Linked DNA regions of Homo sapiens: all the other regions are linked to region 1. Evidence: read pairs that join two places in POLR2A ChIA-PET (ENCODE). Cell type or tissue: MCF 10A. All regions are shown on one strand.

Region 1 (4,000 bases):
ATAATATTGACTAATTAGTCAGCCAGAAATGAGAGCTCTAAACATGCTCTTTTTGTGTCATTTACTGCATTTGTGGAGCATCTAATTATAAAGAAAATAAGTATTCTTCATTGGTTGCTAGTAAAGCTGCCACTGAAGGGCAAAAAGACATATAGCAATCATTGTTTAAATAGAAGCGCTTGAAAATTTTCCATTAATTTTCGTGTTTGCATTTTGAATGCTTTCTTGCTCACACTTGAGGTATCAAACTGAACAAGTCTGAACTGACTGCGTAAGAATTTAAGCAAGAACTGGGAGGGGTAGAAATGAGGAAGCTATTTGCATTCCTGGAAGACAAAACTCACGTTTATAATCTTTCTTGATACTAAGGCAGTTTGTTTCCCAAATGCTATTTATGGTGAGCTTTTTGTCTTCAAATGTTTGTTATAAGACTCTTTTTTTTTTTTAATCATCCAGTGCAGAAGTTCATGAAAGAAAGTGAAAGTGCACCCATACCCCCATTCATTTTCCAGAGCTTACCCTGTTTGGTACATTATCTTGTTGGCTCATGTTTTGCTTGGTTTTGTTTATGCAACTTTTTCTTATTAATTTGTTGTTGTCGTTGGATGGAGTTAGGGAGGGTTAAAGGACTGGAGTAAAAATGCTATTTATCTTTACCCCTTCTTCACTTACAGTGTGTGTACGTTGATGGAGGGGGTGGTGGGGATAGAGGGTGATTTTACCTGCTCCATTTTTGTTTCTATTTGCTGCTACCAGCTTGCTTCTTAACCCTGGGCAGAGGCTGCCCTGCAGGCAGGAGCAGAATAAGCTGTCTGTGCCCTTCCTCTTCCTATACCTTTGAAGATTGGTGCCTTTCACTGTTTTCCAATCGCTTGTTCTTTCCATAAGCTCGTTCCCTTCTCTCCACTGCTTTGACAACACCTTTTAGAGTTGCTCCTGGAGCTGCTGCCAAGACAATAGTATGTTTTCTCTTTTAAAGGTCTAAACCCTGGGAGGAGAGGAACTGGAGGAATTGAGTCAATATAATATACGAATCACTTTATATTTTACTATCTATAATTTAGTTTTTGACTTCCATTTCTAAGGAAAAAATTGTTTTCTTTTATTGTTTTTTTTTTTTCTGTTTCCATTCAGCACTCGTGTACTGAGAATCCCCAAGCTATATTAAGTCCCATTTGGGCCATTAATGTGTGTGCAACATGGTCTGTCTGTTCCAGTAGAGAAAAAGGCATATAAATAACTTTCTTATCACTGGTTATATGCTTTGAAGGAGTACAAATTAAACAACCTGTGGAAGTTCAAGTAAAAGAAAGCTTATTTCCAGTCACGAGAAGTTAAATGTGAGCTGGGCAGATTCATAATAGAGAAGTACCGTTTTTTTGTTTGTTTGTTTGTTTTTAACTCTGAGGGCCCTGTGAGCTTGGTCAATTTACATCATCTCATGAATGACATAGGGCCCTATATGTGGAAACAAATAACAACAACAACAAACCACTGTAGAGTCATATCAAAGAAAAATGAAGGTGGTATTCATCCACATCAATATTAAGATAAATTATTAAATATTTATAAAACTCTTTGACAGTGTACAGCCTCTATAATTAATCAATGTAGCACTTTCTCAATACTTCCCCATTTTAATTAGTACCAACATCAATCATAATTAGGCTCATGCTTTGGTCTCTCTGAGACTTTTAAAACATTATGGGTAGGGGGCATTTTTCAGGATTCAGGTATCAGCTAAGAGTTCATTTAGCCAGTAGATCGTGACCATTCTTCCTCTCCCTGAAGCTATGATTCTGGATACTGTGGCTCTTCCTGCTCCTCCAGACATAGAGAAAATGGACAAGTTTCTCCTTCCCCATTTTGAGTGCATGATGTGAAAACTTAGCTTGTCCAGCCAAACTGGAGGAAGGAGAGGCGGGACTTATTGGAGTAACTGAAAAGAGAAAAATTGGAATATGAGCAGTACCAATACTCAGTCTCTTAAGGAAGGGTAGAGTCCCTTTCTTTCTGTCTCTGTAATTTTTTTCTTTTTTGTTTTTTTTTTTTTCAAAGAAGATTGCATAAGATTCTGTCTCTCTAGGAGATGACTGATGAAATATACCCCCTGGGTCATTTGCATCTTACTCCTTTGTAGTGTAGGGAAGAACATTCCAAACCCATTATAAGCACTTACTGTTGTTGGGCATGTCATAACAAACACAATACCTTTCTGGAATATACTGCTGAGCCCTTGGCTTTTTGCTGAATTTGCCTAAAAGCCCTTCTGCCTATTGAGTGGCCACATTCTGAACTAGTTATACTTGGTTAAGTTTTCACACAGTACACTCTGGGATACTAGGGTTGCAACAATTTAAAAAAGAACATAGATGGAAGCTTTATATCTCAAAAGCTCCTACCTTTGACTTCCCTGACAATTTTTCCTTCTCCTGCTCTTCAACTCTATGTTTCCCAACTTTGTTTTTGTAAACACGAAAAGTAAATTTTTTACCATTTTGTGCCTAATTCCTCTTCTTTCTCTCTTCTCTTTTTACTCATCACAGGAATGTCTTAGCTTTCCTTCCTTCTCCAATCTGCCTTGGGTATAGAGTCACGCCTTTAAATCTTTTAGCATACCACAATGTAACTTACATAAGGAAATGTTTAATTTGGGAACCTCAATTGGTTTTGTTAACACTGCTGCACCGAAGCTCTAGCTGAATTCACATAATCTCATGATTTTAGTAAAGGTAACAAAGGAAAACGATTATGTAAGTACCTACTTTTCAACAAACATTGGGCTGGGTTTCTTCTTTACATTTTCTCATTTAATCTTCATAATAACCCTGCTAGATAAGGTTTACCATCTCATTTTGCAATGTGGAATCTGGAGCCCAGAGATATTAAATACCTTGTACGAGAGTAGGTGTGCAAAGCTAAACTTTGAACCTAGGCATCTCTGACTTCAAAGTCTATGCTTTTTCCACCTCATAGAAAGACCATCCAGAAGATCAAGTGTTGGAACCTTCCGAGGCTGTGACATATTTATTACTTCAAAGTTTATTATCACAGGACATGCATGCTGCTTTAGCAACTAGAAGTGTGTGAATGAATATTACTATTGTGTTGCATAAGTCCTTGGCAATATTACTTTTTAGGTGCCATTCTAATCCTGCCCTGTTTGGAATAATTGTGATTACGAGGGCATAGGAGTAATTCAGAAATTTTTTGAAGAAATTTCTCCCACAGCATTAGCCTTAGTTATGAGTATAATACAAAAGAAGAGGACCAGCCCTGCTGGAAGGTAAATGAAAAGATGGAGGAATTGAACGATTACATAACAGCTGTTCAGACTTGTGGTACTGATTAGAGTCATTTGTAGAGATGAAGCAGTGTGTCAAGCCAGTGTGGGCTAGGGTATACTGGGAAGTTCTCACAGACAGAATGAAGTGGGTTGCGGCAAGCCCTGAGGTATGGCAAAATCTGGACAGCTAGCCTGGATCTTCATTTTTCATTAGTTGGCTTCCTTAACTGCTCAACAAGTAGACCAAACAAACAAACCACGCATACACACAAAGCAAAGAAGTAAATAAAGAATGGTGGGGCTAAGACTGTGAATAGCTCCTAGCAAATTAGAGAAATAGCTTCAAGTATATGCCTTCTGGATGATGTATGTTTGTATATGAAGGACAACACATCAAGGGGTGTTGGTAGTAATCTGTGCTAAGCTTAGAAGCCAGTATATCATTGTTCTAGTTCTATTTCTACTGTCGAGTGGCTTTATAGCCTTAGACAAGTCATGTAACCGTTCAGGCCCCAAATGTCCTTCTGGAATTACAGGGATTGAACTGGATGAATAAAAAGTTCTATTTCAACTCCAACATTTAATAATTCTAAAGTTCTTAGTGAGCTCTGATTGCTCATTTGCATTACATAGGCATATATTAACCATTTTAATATGTATCAGAAAAGGTATGTTCTTTTTCCTCAGAAATGTTGAAGCCTGACTTTGTTATAG
Region 2 (4,000 bases), 150 kb after region 1:
TCGATGGAAGATCCATTTTCAAATTTCAAAAGGGCTGTTAAAACACTTAGTTCTGTATTATAGAGATACACAAATGGATATAACAAACTGGATGTCTCTTCTGCAGCTGTTTCAATTCGTATGCCATGTTTTCTATCCTTCTTGCTCCTGGCAATTTTCTTTCCTGAAGCATATCACACCTTCTTACATTTGACAAGCATTTTCACAGCTACTGCCACTCCCTGCTGCCAAACAAAACCCAGCCCTGTTTGAATTCTTGAGGGCTGAGGGATGGAGAGGAGACCTGTTTGACTTTGAAATGGTTTTAACGTCACTTTGTATACAGAACAAAAATGGAAAACCAGATCCTGTGTTTGTCTAAAAACTAAAATTTCAAAACCTAACCTGAGGTGGAGAAACAGATACTACAGGGCAAGGAAATGTCTGGGCTCACCGCAAAGGAATGCAGCAAGGGAACCACCTGCAGACACCTGTTTAAGAGTTTACGTTTTTGTTCTTCCACACGATTATTATCTTAGTATCTCAACTGGCTATACATGCTTTTAGGAAAGTTGCAGGGATCATATTCTAAGGCGTATCAAATATGTTCAGAGTGCAAGCATGAGCAGAATCTCTCCTCTCTGCTAGTGAGGTCCTGTAGGTCTACAAGTTACTAACTTCAGGCTTACAGAATGTTAGAAGTAACGGGTGCATATCCTGTAATCAATCCCGGTATTGAGCAAACAGGCACAAATGACACCCAGCAAGAAAAATGACTTGCTCAAGACACCACAGCAAGTTCATGGTTTTCTGAACTGAATTCCAAGTTTCATAACTTCTAATTAATCCTCCTTTTTTTCCCCCAGTACAGCTAATATGCTTTTTGTGAATAATAACATATAATAGGTGTAATCTGTCAGAACTATTTAATAGTTGATAGTATGTATCCTCAGTTTATTGAGGTTCAAGCTCTTCTGAGTATTATAATACTTTCTATTGGTATTTTCTCTCTTGAGCTATTCCCTACCTTGAATCTTTCAGACTAGAGATTTCAGAAGATTACGTAGTGTCTGTGACTTCAACTACACATGGATAGTCCACAGGACTCTGGACTTTCACGGTTCCATGTCAGTTGGACAGGTGTTACTCTAAGGCCCTGCAAAAATATAAAGTAGTTTGAGAATCACTCTCCTGTTAATCTTCAGTAAAATTCTGAGCTATTTATATGTGAGATTGAGAGGCAGCTTGGTAGGATGGAAAGAGTTTAGACTTTGTAGTTCTACTGCCCCAGGTTTGTATCCCAGCTTTATTTCCTAACAGTGTAGCCTTGGGCAAATTGCTTAACCTCTCCGAGGCTCAGTTTCTTCAAATAAAAAAATGGAATAAGCCTTCCCTTGCAGAGTTGTTAATATTATATGAACGTTATATATGTGAAGTGCCCAACTCCTTGCAAATACCTAATATACACCAGCTTCCTTCCCAGGCTTTTGCTGGTCAGATCTGGTTTCCACTTAACTTTGGCTGTTGGAAGATAAGATAATTTATTATGAAGATAATTGTCTGGTAATTGTCATGAGAATTCAGTTGATGATAATTGAATGATTTGTTTACCTTTCTGTCTAAAGAGTTGCAACTCATGGGGGTCGTGTGTGTGTGTGTGTGTGTGTGTGTGTGTGTGTGTGTGTGTGTTACTTACAATGTTTTTGCCATCTCTTCCTGTATGACAGTATTTGATTAGTCAGGTCTTAAAATGCTAAACACTTTATCCTTTTCTTTTAATTTCAATTTTAGATTTTGGGGGTACATATGCAGGTTCGTTACAAGATTGTATTGTGTGATGCTGAAGTTTGGGCTTCTATCGATCCCATCATCCACACTGTGAACATAATACCTGACAGGAAGTGTCTCAGCCCTTTCTCCCCCTCCTTCCTTCCTTCCTTTTGGATTCCCAAGTGTCTGTTATTCCCATCTTTACATCCATGTGTACCCAAGTTTTCGCTATAAAGAAAAAAAAAACCCTGAATACCTATTGCATGCCTCACTGTAGAGGCTACAGGATTCACAAAACAAGGCCCCATACCCTGGGCATTGATAAAAGGAAGGAAAAATGTAGCTTTCAAAAAAATGAAAATTGACTTTGTTGAAGGGTATTGTAATAGAATCATAAAACTGAGTGAGGAAGGAATGTATTCTAACTACACAATTAGGGAATACTTTGTGGAGGAGGTGGGTTCTGGATTTTGAAGACGGAGTATGATCTTTGACAGATGGTGTTCGGTGGGAATGAGGAAAAAGAAAGGTGAGCTTCAGCCAGGGATTGGAGGTGGAAAAAATGAACACATGGGTGGCGATGATTCAGGCAGAGGGGCAGGAATGTGAAGGAACTAAGACATAAAAGTAGAAAGACAGTTTAGGCCTGGTTTATGAGGGGGTCTTTGAATGGCAAACTCACCTTTGGTGGTCCACGGGAAGGTTTGTTAGAACTGCAGGAGTGTGCCCAAACCTATATGTCAAGCCACTAACTGCCAGCCATCAGTTTGAAAACCGAAGCAATTAAGATCGCTGTCCATCTTACCTGAAAGGGAAGCTTTGCACTCTAACTTGAAGTAGCCTAGAAATTTCAGAAGGTTACATAGTGTCTGTGACTTCAGCTACACATGGATAATCCACAAGACTCTGGACTTATTTTCACTGTTGTGTAATAGGGTTAGTTTTGTTTTTAGCAGATTCTCCCAAGGAAGTGTGGTAATCACATTTCTCAAACCATTACATTAACTGCTGTTAGCAATAAATTATTGCTTATGTGCTAAAAGTCAAAAAAAGCTTTTCCCCTTTGGAACTTCTTTACTATACTCCCTGATATGTTTTGCTGTCCTAGAAACTGGTGTTTGTGTGTGTGTGTTTGTGTGTGTATGTGTGTGTGTGTGTGTTCAATTGAGTCAAGAACAGAGGAGAGGAGACTCAGGCTGAAAATGTCAAGTTATTTTGAGTCAAATATTTGTACATTTACTTTGGAAGTTATCACTAAAAAACAAAAAGTGTGTGTCTCTTTGTGTCTGTATCTGTGTGAATCTGTGTGCACTCATTGGTATAAAAGGAGGAATACTCTTCTCAAAAGTACACACCAATGTTCTTGTCCAAAAGCCTACTTTCATATATGTGAATGTGAATTCCTACATTCTGTGTGTTTGCTTCTCCTCACTATAGCCCATTTCTAACATATCCCAACTTAATTTCCTAAATCTGTCCTATCTACATACCACAAAGTGCTTAACTGAGAAATTAACTTCTGTGTTACAGATAAATGGAAGTTAGATTAAAAGGATAATACATTTTCATTTTTAGTGTTCTTAAATAATCCTTTTTATTGTAAATAAATATAACGTTAACTCCGATAAGTCCAGACTACTTCACTGAGTTCACCACCGAAATGTTTTCACAAAATCAGCATCGTTATACCTTGGCTTTTATAAGAAGTTAGTATACGAAACTTGTATAGGAAAATGTCTCTGTATTATCTATGAAACTGTTAATAAATATGTTTTCCATCATGTCCATGTCATCGTTTACATATACGAGATGATTTCCTCTTAGAATTCATTCTAAACTTCTTTAACAGAAATTATCTTTTTTTGATTCATATTCTCCCTTTTGTCCTGGTTACCAGACAGCACAAGTGACCATCATGTTTAGATTTCTGATACAGTTCTCTCTTCCATTCCTCTCTGTAGCCTCTGATTTTTTTTTCAGACTTCAGTTGGAAAAATCCTAATGAATGTAACTTTTAGTTACAGGTTGAATTCTTTTGAATGTGTATATTTAAAATAAGTAATGCACATAGTTAAAAAGAAACATGTTTTTAAAACAGTGGTTCTCAATTATAGCTAAATATTTAGAATTATCTGGATGGTTTTAAAACTCTGATACCCAGGCAGCATCCTAGATCACTCAAATCAGAATATCTGGGTTTGGTCACGGACATCAGTATTTTTTTTTTAAAGCTGCCCAATGTCATTCCAAT
Region 3 (4,000 bases), 180 kb after region 1:
ATAATAAGAGATGATTAGGTTATGAGGGCTCTCCCCTTATGAATGGATTGATGCCATTATTTTGGAAGTAGGTTAGTTATTGAGAGAGTAGGATGTTATAAAGTGAGTTTGACTCCCTCTTGCTCTCTTGCTGTCATCCTCTCTTGACCTTCTGCCTTCTGCCCTGGAATGACACAGTATGAAGGCCCTCACCAGATGCTGGCACCATGATCTTGGACTTCCCACCCTCCATTATCATAAACCAAGTAAATTTATGTTGTTCAAAAGTGACACAGTCAGTGGTATTGTATTATAGCAACACAAAGCAAACTAAGATAGCAACTGAGGACTTCAAAGGTATGTATTTCAAGAGAAAACTATATCACATTTTAAGATTAGCATTAGGAGGGCTGGGTGTGGTGGCTCACTCCTGTAACCCCAGCACTTTGGGAGGCCAAGGCAGGTGGATCACCTGAGGTCAGCAGTTCGATACCAGCCTGGCCAAACATGGTGAAACCCCATCTCTACTAAAAATACAGAAAAAAAAAATTGGTGAGCACAGTGTCGGGCACCTGTAATCCCGGCTACTCAGGAGGCTGAGGCAGGAGAATCGCTTGAACCCGGGAAGTGGAGGTTGCAGTGAGCCGAGATTGTGCCAGTGCACTACAGACTGGGCAAAAAGAGGGAGACTCTGTCTCAAAAAAAAAAAAGGTTAGCATTAGAAGTCAGGCAGCATCACTGCTATGACATTCTCTTGGCCAGGCAGTTGCATAGGTTCTCCCAAGACCTCACCTCTTAGTGGTGGACTGTTAGTATCACATTGTGAGATGGGATGTGTTTTGGTGTAGTCATCTTTGAAAATTACAACTTGCCATAGCATATGAACAGATAACACTATACTTGGGTTCTCTGCTATGGTGCTGTGAAAGAACAGAAGAGGAGAGTGATTAACAGAAGAGGTAACATTCACATATCATGGGCCATATAATTTGATGTATGTAACTTGTTAAGGAAATACGTTCAAGGCAGGGGCAACAGCAGGTGGAAAGGCATGAAAGAACAATGAGCACAAAGTGTTTAAAAGCTTGGGTTGACAGGAACAAAGACTGAGTTGTAGGAGAGGTGACAGGCTAGGGGCCTAGACAGGGGAGGTAGGACAGCATCCTGAAGGGCCTTGAACATCAAGTTAAAACGTTTGGCTTTGGGGAGCAGTCACTGTCTTTAGAGCACAGGCATATAAACTGATCGTCTTTGGTAATCTCTTCCATCTACAATCTTTCTTTCCTTTGATAGTAAACATATCATCTCTGTTAAAGTTGCTTCCTAGCTTAAACTGAACACAGACTCCAAACCATTGAAGCACTTTAGATTTTTTTCTTTTTTTTTTTTCCTTTTCTTTTACTCACCACAAACAACTCTAGAATGGCATGCATTTGAACAAACCAAAAGTGATTTCACTCTTCTAATTTTCAGTGCTTTTTGGCTAAATGCAGAGTGAGAAATTCATACCTTTTTCAAGCAGTGTGGGTTCTTTTTCCCAATTTCTGTCATCCATCTGGTTCTCTGGAGGTCTTGGAATCCAGGAAAGTGTTAGTTCACTGTGCTGAAATCCAAAAAAGACTGCTAAACTGTGAAAGAAAATTTGCATTCCAGAGACACTGAAAGAGTTAGTCCACCACCCTTTTGCAACAGCAAGGAGAAAACATCTGTATTTCCTGCCTCTTTGTCTTTAAGCAGTTATAGAATGGAAAACCCTATACTCCCTGGCTGTGCGTTTCATACCTAGTTAATCTAAATCACTTTTGGCAGGGTGGGGGAGGAATCAAAACATGGAATTATTTTATTTCTAGTGTCAGAAAATATTACAGCCAAGATACTGTTTAAGGGAAGCAAATTACTTCACCAGCTTCCTTTTGAGCTCCTCATGAGGTTTAATTCTCATGAATGGGTCCTAGAGCCGACATTTGACATACACATCAGCAGTGCCCTCTTCGGAAGGGAACCGCACAGTCACAGCCATGATGTTGGCATGTCTTTATGGCCTTCCTAAGTCATGTGCTGTCTTTTGTCTTCCATTGGCAGAAATACAATTAGAAGGCCTTGTTCTCAACAGAAGCCAAATGATTGCCAAATCTGTTCAACTGATCTCTAGAGAATTGAAGTTAGCTCATGGCCCTCTGGCTGTTCTCTTTGCCACTCCCAGGAGTTATAGGCTTAAAGTTATCCCTTTCTTTTGAAAGAGGATCAAGTTTGGTTCAAAGAAGCTTTTCTATCATCCCCAGGAGTACAAAGAGAGCCCTTCCATGACCCTAGTTGTTTGGCTCAGACCACTTATAGCTTACTGTAATTTAGGAAGTAATTGTAATTCATAAAGCCAGGTAGATAATAAACATCTTGGCAGGGTTGAGTTTCAGGCAGCTCTGAAGGGAACCAACATGTGAGTGGAATGGTATTGGGAACATTTCTAGTCTCTGCTTGCAGATCTTGATTCTAATGGATGACTCAAACTGGTTTAATTCTGATCTGAAATGTGCAGGCAGGCAGTCATTACTCTGTATACACATAGCTGAAAACATCATCACTTAAGCATGGGTTTTAGACATTCTCCTGGATGAGTTAGTTACCCATGGTAGACAAATACTGTAAGTAAAAAGAGCATTCTCCTAATTTCTATGTTGTGTGATTAACTTCAGATCATTTATATTCCTGGAGAAATATGTAGCACTATTTTTTCTTTAAAAGATATATTCTTGCTGAGGTAGAATAAAGAACAGAAAAGTTGTAAGAGGCCTTAGATTTTAGGTTATTTAATGTCATTTAATTTTGTATTCAACCAATACTTACTGATTGCCTGTTATGTCTTAAGCGCTGCCGCAGAGGCTGCAAATGCAGTAGTGTCTTGAACAAACTAGTGTAAGATGAACAATAAGCATGGCAGAAGCATAGTAGCAACTAAATTCATGAAGTGATATCATAGTGATAAGCACTATGAAGAAAGCAACAGGATAAAGAGACAGAGTCTGGCTCTGGAGAGGGGGCTGCTGAAATAGTGTGGTGATGCAGGCCATCTGAGGATAGTAATGAAATTTGGGGGATGTCTATGGGAGTAGATGCTGTTGGATGAATCTTTGGAGTACTCCCAAATGATTGTTCATTCATTTACTTACTAAAATATTTACTGAGCTCCTTCTCTGTGCCCCAGGCATTGTTCTGGAAACTGAGGGTGATGCTTTGAACAAGACAAAGAACCATGCCCTATTGAAGCTTTTGTTCAGCCCTCAAATCACTCCATTTCAAGGGACCAAAAGCCCTATTAACTTAATTCCCTTATTTTATAGCTGACGGAATTTAGGCCCAGGGAGGAAATGCTTTGTACAAAACTCACTGCTGGTGGCTGACGTTGGCAAGACTGGAATACAGCCCTTGACTTCTGCTTTATTTCTCCTTGCCACTGAGCCATACAGAGTCTCTGTAACCATCTATGTCAGCAATTCTAGTTTAGTGCTGGGGTTGGTTAGCACTGTGACCCAAAGATAAGTCTTTTTCTCTATCAAGGCCTCATGTCTACTCTTAATAAAGGTAACAAAATTGAGGGTTGTTAAGATGGGGCTTCACAGGCGTGGGTACCAGGGGCTTTGTTGGACCTTGATTACGGTTAAGTCAAGAAAATGGACCTTGCCAAGTATAACTGCCGCAAACTAGACAGAGAACTGTATGAGACTTCTTATTGGCTCATAGACTTCTCTGTACACACTCTAAATGCATGGTATGTAACTACTCCATCACTTGATAGGCATTCCAGGTATGTAAACTAAATAAGATACATGGCAAGAAAAATTACCTGCTGAAGACAAAACAACAAAAACAAAATAATCTGTATTTTTCCAAACTCAATATTCAATATTCAAGGGAGTATGGGTACTTGTGTATATATTTTATACTTGTCTACTTCTCTCCAGTAATAAGAATGATAGAAGTTGGCTCAGTTGATTAGTCAGAGGCTGTTGAACCAAGATGTAGG

Evidence for each region. ChIA-PET counts read pairs that join two places held together with the same protein. Peaks named below come from ENCODE experiments on the same cell type or tissue, not always from the same donor. Only the 100,000 strongest peaks of a DNase experiment are listed, where the experiment ranks them.
Region 2: POLR2A ChIA-PET joins it to region 1 with 10 read pairs; 2 of 35 experiments call an interaction of 5 or more read pairs at or near these places.
Region 3: POLR2A ChIA-PET joins it to region 1 with 12 read pairs; 2 of 35 experiments call an interaction of 5 or more read pairs at or near these places.

What each region holds. Positions count from the first base shown.
Region 1 is chr3:188,671,853-188,675,852 of GRCh38, forward strand. All of the region lies in intron 7 of LPP (LIM domain containing preferred translocation partner in lipoma), which reads left to right. Among named protein-coding and RNA genes, the nearest start is that of MIR28, 15 kb to the right of the region's middle. In MCF 10A, no CTCF peak of the experiment used is centred here; a DNase peak (open chromatin) is centred at 2,139.
Region 2 is chr3:188,817,404-188,821,403 of GRCh38, forward strand. The region is part of intron 9 of LPP (LIM domain containing preferred translocation partner in lipoma); the gene reads left to right. Among named protein-coding and RNA genes, the nearest start is that of TPRG1-AS1, 130 kb to the right of the region's middle. In MCF 10A, no CTCF peak of the experiment used is centred here; no DNase peak of the experiment used is centred here.
Region 3 is chr3:188,852,474-188,856,473 of GRCh38, forward strand. The region is part of intron 9 of LPP (LIM domain containing preferred translocation partner in lipoma); the gene reads left to right. Among named protein-coding and RNA genes, the nearest start is that of TPRG1-AS1, 93 kb to the right of the region's middle. In MCF 10A, no CTCF peak of the experiment used is centred here; a DNase peak (open chromatin) is centred at 2,108.